Regions from separate parts of the Homo sapiens genome. Here region 1 is linked to region 2. The links are chromatin loops, found by intact Hi-C in ENCODE. Cell type or tissue: CD14-positive monocyte. All regions are shown on one strand. Links, peaks and the distances in the headings refer to the core of each region. The heading gives the core; the rest is flanking DNA. Region 1 overlaps LOC643339 (a long non-coding RNA gene). Region 2 overlaps LOC643339 (a long non-coding RNA gene).

Region 1 (2,919 bases), core at 259-2,758, 86 kb before region 2:
TATTATAATTTATCTGTTTGCATATCTGTTTTCTCCAATAAGTTATAAGCTTCCTGAAAGTCAGAGAACATATTTATCTTTGAATTTTTGGTGTCAGTAAACATAGCCAGTACCCAACATATATGTACTGGCTATGAATGTATGAAGCATAAGGGTCTTTGAACTGAAAAGAGCAAACATTAAAAAGATGGAAATGGATAGTCAAGATGGGTGAAAGTATAGATGCTTAAACCAGTCCAATTCTTCTGGCATGAATGAGAAAAAGGAAACAGCTTTCTCTCTCTCTCTCTCTCTCTCTCTCTCTCTCACACACACACACACACACACACCCTATCTCTTTCTGAAGACACAGTGCACAGCGAATGTGGCCTTCAGTGTCAGACAGCCTTGACTTCCATTCTTGCCACAGCTACTTATTGGCTATGGTCCTAGACAAGTTCCCTAATGTCCTAAAGCCTCAGTTTCCTCATCTGTAAAGTGGGCAAAATGATGCCTCCCTCAGAATGAAAGAGAAAGATGAGTAGAAAGCATTTAACCCAGGGCCTGATACAGAGCAGAGATGGCAGCCATTTTTTGCTGTTGTTCTTGTAGCAGATGTTGCTTTGTCACTACGATTACTGTTGTTGCAGCTCCCTTCCTTTTATTGCCTTTGTTCTGGTTCATAAATTTGGATGGGGAAAAATTGCATCTTTATTTTATCTAACCTCTCACTGAAATCTAGCTTTTTGTTTCTATTAAGAATGTAGGCAAGAAACTGCACTGGTATTAGCAGCGCCTATGACTCTTGCCACAGAAATAACAGATCTTTTCATATCACCTGGTAGTTGTTGTAGACAATGGAAACACTCCTTCTCTCATCACTCTTTGAAATGATGGTTGTTATTTGACCTCTCACCAGATCCTATTATTTAAAGCACTGATAAAAGAGTAAAAATATTACTGTATTTGTAATCTTTAAAATATTTGATGTTGTAACTGATTTCCTTTGTAGCTTTATGTATTTCATTTTATGCCTAATAACATTATTCTGAGAAGGGAGTCTGTGGCTTTACCAGCCTGCCAAAGGAAGCCTGGTGCATAAAAGGTTAAGAGCCCCTGCCCTGGGGCCATGTTGCTTCAGGCTGGCTGGTCAGCTCAGTTAGTTCAAGAGCAATGAAGGTCATAGGGGCCCACGTGTAGGGTCAGTTCACTTAACTTTATTCTATTCCTCAGCCACAGAGGCTGGCCAGCGTGTGTCCAAGACCTGGAAGAGGCTGTGTAAGACCAACCTCAATAAGCCCCATCTGTTTGGCAGGAAACAGAATGCCCTGTGGATGGTGGATTAGTCTTGGTGCTGCATTATGGGAGGGGTGGGGTCATTTGGACATAGAACTTGATGGCTTCAAAACACAATAAATGTAGATATTAATCACTTGTAACTGGTGGAGAAGCCTGTGATCTCTCAGTAGTTCCTCATTCTGACAGCCTCTCTCTCTCAGTCTGGGCCTCTTGCTCTATGTTTAGTAAGGCTCCCACTTCCTGTTCCTTTCTCTCTCCATCCCCACCCATCTTGCTCACTCTCTCTCTCCCTTTGCGTTCTCTCTAATTTATTTCCCCCCTTTTCTCTGAGGAGGAAGCAGTAGAAAATCCAAAATGTAGTCACTGGGCATCTGGTGGACATTCTTCTCTGGGCTTGGCCTTGTGTTCTTGGCATGGATACTTGCTGGCCCTGGGTCTGCTCTCACTTTCCTTTCTGTCGTCACACACACACACACACACACACACAAACACACACACACACACACACACACACACTCTGTCTGTCTCTCTCTCTCTCTCCATCTCTTTCTCTCCCTGACACACACTCACACTTCAGAACGATTATATTTATAATACCCTGGGCAGTTCCAAACGCCAGTATGAATTTTAAGAGCACATTTGTGTCTCCTGCTTGGAACAGACTGAATTTTCCACTGTCTGAGAGTTTGAAGTTCTTCCAGCTAAGAGAGCAGTGAGAGCCTCTGGGGGACGAGCCATGTGTCAGATCCCTGTCAACTTTCTGCTCCAAGGGTCACACTCACTCAACATTTGTTGAAGGACCTATGGCCACATTTGGCCCAAGCCACTCATGTTGTGCTTTTCAAGTAAAACCTGGTAGGGGGAAGGGCATCTGGAGTGGAGATACCTGGTGTCAAGTGAGAATGGGTCCTATAGGGCTGACACTTAAAAGCCATCAGAAATTAACCTGTTTTCTGGGCCTAGAGGAGAAGAGGTGGATATTGAAACCAGTAGATCCCGGATATACCCAAAGGAATATAAATCATTCTACCATAAAGACACATGCATGCGAATGTTTGTTGCAGCACTATTCACAACAGTAAAGATGTGGAACCAACCTAAATGCCCATCAATGACTGATTGGATAAAGAAAACATGGTACATATACACCATGGAATACTATGCAACCATAGAAAAGAATGAGATCATGTCTTTGGCAGGAACATGGATGGAGCTGCAGGCCGTTATCCTTAGAAAACTAATGCAGGAACAGAAAACCAAATACCACCTGTTTTCACTTCTAAGTGGGAGCTAAATGATGAGAACACATGAACACAAAGAGGAGAACAGACACTGGGGCCTTTTGGAAGCTGGAGGGTGGGAGGAGGGAGAGGATCAGAAAAAAAATAACTATTGGGTACTAGGCTTAGTACCTGAGTGACAAAATATATGTAAACAAACCCCCATTTACCTACATAACCTGCCCATGTACCCCTCAACGTAAAATAAAAGTAAAAAAGAAAGAAAAACCGGCCAGGCATGGTGGCTCACGCCTGTAATCCCAGCACTTTGGGAGGCCAAGGCAGGCGTATTACCTGAGGTTGGGAGTTCGAGACCAACCTGACCAACATGGAGAAACCCCATCTCTACTAAAAATACAAA
Region 2 (2,919 bases), core at 165-2,664:
AAAACAGAAAGTCACAACTAAAGACTGAGAGACCGAGTTTCTTTGTGAACAAACAGTGAAGCCTCTTCTTCTTGTTAAGGAAATCCTCCATCATCACTGACGTTTCTTTCTTGAGTTAAAATGTTTTCGTCTCTGTTTCAAAATAGTCCCTTTATTTCTATGCTATATTTTGAGCATATTTTTATCTTTCCGGGAAGACAGTGGGTGAGAAAAATGTTCTTTCTAGAGAAAACTACTCACCTTTTCTCATTTGTTCATTAAAAGCAGGATTTTTAAAGTGATATATCCAGGCCATCCCATAATAGATTTCCCTGGAAGCAAGTATGCAAATGAAAGTTTGAGGTGAAGTCAGTTCTTGAGTCCCACAAGCTCTAATGTTCTTATAAATATTTCACTACACTCTAATAAAATCTCTCTGTTTTCCTAGGATGGATGATAACATAAGTTCCTCACCACTTGCAGCAACTTCTCTGAGATCATGAAAGAAATTAAGCCTTGATACATTGACGGCTGCTATTAAAGAGCTAGCTTCAAAACCATCAATTACCCTCAGCCCCACCTTAGAAGTATTAAGTGAAAGCCATCAGGCAGATTTATAATTAGAGATTGAAAATGCTGACCAGGGAGCTCACAGGGCCTTTCAAAATGCTGTCGGGAACTTGCTCAATTTTACAAGGCTATTGGAAGAACATAATTAAAGTCAACAAGGGGGCAAGAAACTTTAAGAATTTCAAGGTGGGAGAAGGGTAGCAGCTAGAAATCATTTTGATGAGAGGATTGTCCCCAAAGTTCTCCTGTGAGAACTTCAAGGAAAACTGCTAGAACGTCAGGTTAAATGACAATAGAGTTTCCTTTTGTATCAAACCTTATAGATGCGGAGTTAAGAAGCTTAATTCCACTGTGTAGAAGAGCAGAACACTAGTGCCCATGTGGGAGTTATTTCCTGGTTTGAAGAATTAGAAAGCAGGGTCCAAGCACATGCTTATGAAGTTGTGGAAAATTTGCTACGACTTAATAAGGTGGTGTGGTTTCCATTTCTGTCACCTTGAATAAGAGGCTTGTGATTTTTCAGCACATGAGGTTTGTAACACACAACTGTGTATGGAAGACCTACTCTGTGCCAGGCACCATAATGGTATGGGAAGACAAAGACCAGCTTTGCCCTCATGGAGCTCTGGTTCTAATGAAAGAAGGAAAACAAGTCCATGGGAAAGTGATTGAGATGAATGAAGGGTGTTTGGGATCAGAGGAGAAGGGCAAGTATAGCAAGAGATGTTTCTGTTTGTGTGGAGAGTGCTATGTCCGTGGTACACCAGAGGCTGTGCAGACTGGTTGAGGACTTCCTCTTCTGGATGGTAAGGCTGAGCAGAGGCAACAGAAAGGCACTAAGGAGAAAAATGGCTTCCCTTTAGTTTTACCTCCTTTCCTTTTCAGTGGCGCCCTCTAGTGGAAGTGGCAAAGAGCCAAGGGAAGCTTAAATATGTAACTGACTTCTTTTTATTTTATTTTTTTTTTTTTTAATTATTATTATTATACTTTAAGTTTTAGGGTACATGTGCACAATGTGCAGGTTAGTTACATATGTATACATGTGCCATGCTGGTGTGCTGCACCCATAGTAACTGACTTCTAAAACATACATTCACTGACAAAATGATGGTGAACAATTCGTTCTGTGTAAGTAAGACGTAGGCATCTCCATATTGTAACACTGGAGAGGAGAAAAACCAAAGCCAACATAGAGCCCTTGATATCCCCTCGGTAGTCAGGACCTAGGGGTTTACAGTAAGGAGCAGCAGGCAACAACATTAACCTTCTAACAGCAAGCTATCAAAATGAACTTGAAATAATGCACTTAGTTCCATGTAGTCCTTAACCTCCCTGTGAGAAACCTGCACATGCCTTGCTTCCTAATTCTTCTTCTGGAGCTCAGGGCCAGGATTGGTAGTGCTGCATATAGAGCTGTGTTGGGAAGAACTGTAAGACTCAATGAAGGAAGAGTGTAGTGATCAATTAGTGATGTCTGCCAAGAGTATGGGAAGGGATGGGGACAGCACATGTGCTATGTATTTGCCAACCCTGAACTGGGGCATATTTTCAGTAAGCTGTCTCTGCCATGGAACTGTAGTGTACAAAGCTAACTAGTATTAATGAATACTAGTTACTAGTACTAGTATTCACTTGTAACTTCTCCAGCATGAGATAATAGTGCCTTTGCTGACCTTCAGTGAAAATTTTCACAGACTTTACCAGTAATTTTCATAGATGACAGACACACTTTGGTAGATATTAATAGTCTGGGGATTAGATACTAGGCTGGTGCAAAAGTAATTGCTGTTTTTGCCATTGCTTTTAATGGCAAAAACTGCAATTACTTTTGCACCAAATAGATACACTCCACTGTGGAAGAGAGATAGTTCGTTTGGATTTTTCATATCTAGAGGATATATGCTTCAAGACCTTTAAATTCTCCATGTTGATACACAACAAATATCCTTCTCATTGCTAATCTGATTCCTTGTTTCTGGGAAGGAAGAATCCTGGTTAATGAATACCAATATCATTGTTACTGGGAAGATATTCCATCAGTAGGATAATGATAGTATCTCCTTGATAATAAGTTGACATTTTGGGTTACATGCCAATTCTTGGTAACCGTAAATTATAAAGAGACTGATCATTCTTGCAAGTTTGGTTAGCTAAGTTTCTCAGTTTGTTTACCCACCACGGGGCTCCCTCCTCCAAGAATACTCTCTCTTTTAGAGCGCTCACTTCAGCAGTCATAGGAGTTGGCTTGCTTGCTTGTTGGGGTTGAAAGTTAATCAATGTTCCTAACAGCATTGATAACAAAGCTGGTCACCGCTGCTCTTAATGGTAGGCAATCTTATAGCTGGTAGCAGAAATGATTCAATTACACTG

What was found. Peaks named below come from ENCODE experiments on the same cell type or tissue, not always from the same donor. Only the 100,000 strongest peaks of a DNase experiment are listed, where the experiment ranks them.
Region 1: a loop joins it to region 2, with 2.5 times the contacts of the local background. A loop is called at or near these places in 3 of 110 quality-filtered maps.

What each region holds. Positions count from the first base shown.
Region 1 is chr12:93,183,134-93,186,052 of GRCh38, reverse strand. All of the region lies in intron 3 of LOC643339 (a long non-coding RNA gene), which reads left to right. Among named protein-coding and RNA genes, the nearest start is that of LINC02412, 10 kb to the right of the region's middle. RefSeq lists an enhancer at 1,518-1,667. In CD14-positive monocyte, for the core only: no CTCF peak of the experiment used is centred there; a DNase peak (open chromatin) is centred at 1,482; H3K4me3 peaks cover 1,474 bases; H3K27ac peaks cover 2,104 bases.
Region 2 is chr12:93,096,725-93,099,643 of GRCh38, reverse strand. The region is part of intron 3 of LOC643339 (a long non-coding RNA gene); the gene reads left to right. LOC105369908 (a long non-coding RNA gene) reads right to left here. Exons shown (of 4, transcript NR_188219.1): 3 at 241-311. Among named protein-coding and RNA genes, the nearest start is that of LINC02412, 76 kb to the left of the region's middle. RefSeq lists an enhancer at 1,062-1,311. In CD14-positive monocyte, for the core only: CTCF peaks have their summits at 1,302 and 1,503; a DNase peak (open chromatin) is centred at 1,393; H3K4me3 peaks cover 420 bases; H3K27ac peaks cover 518 bases.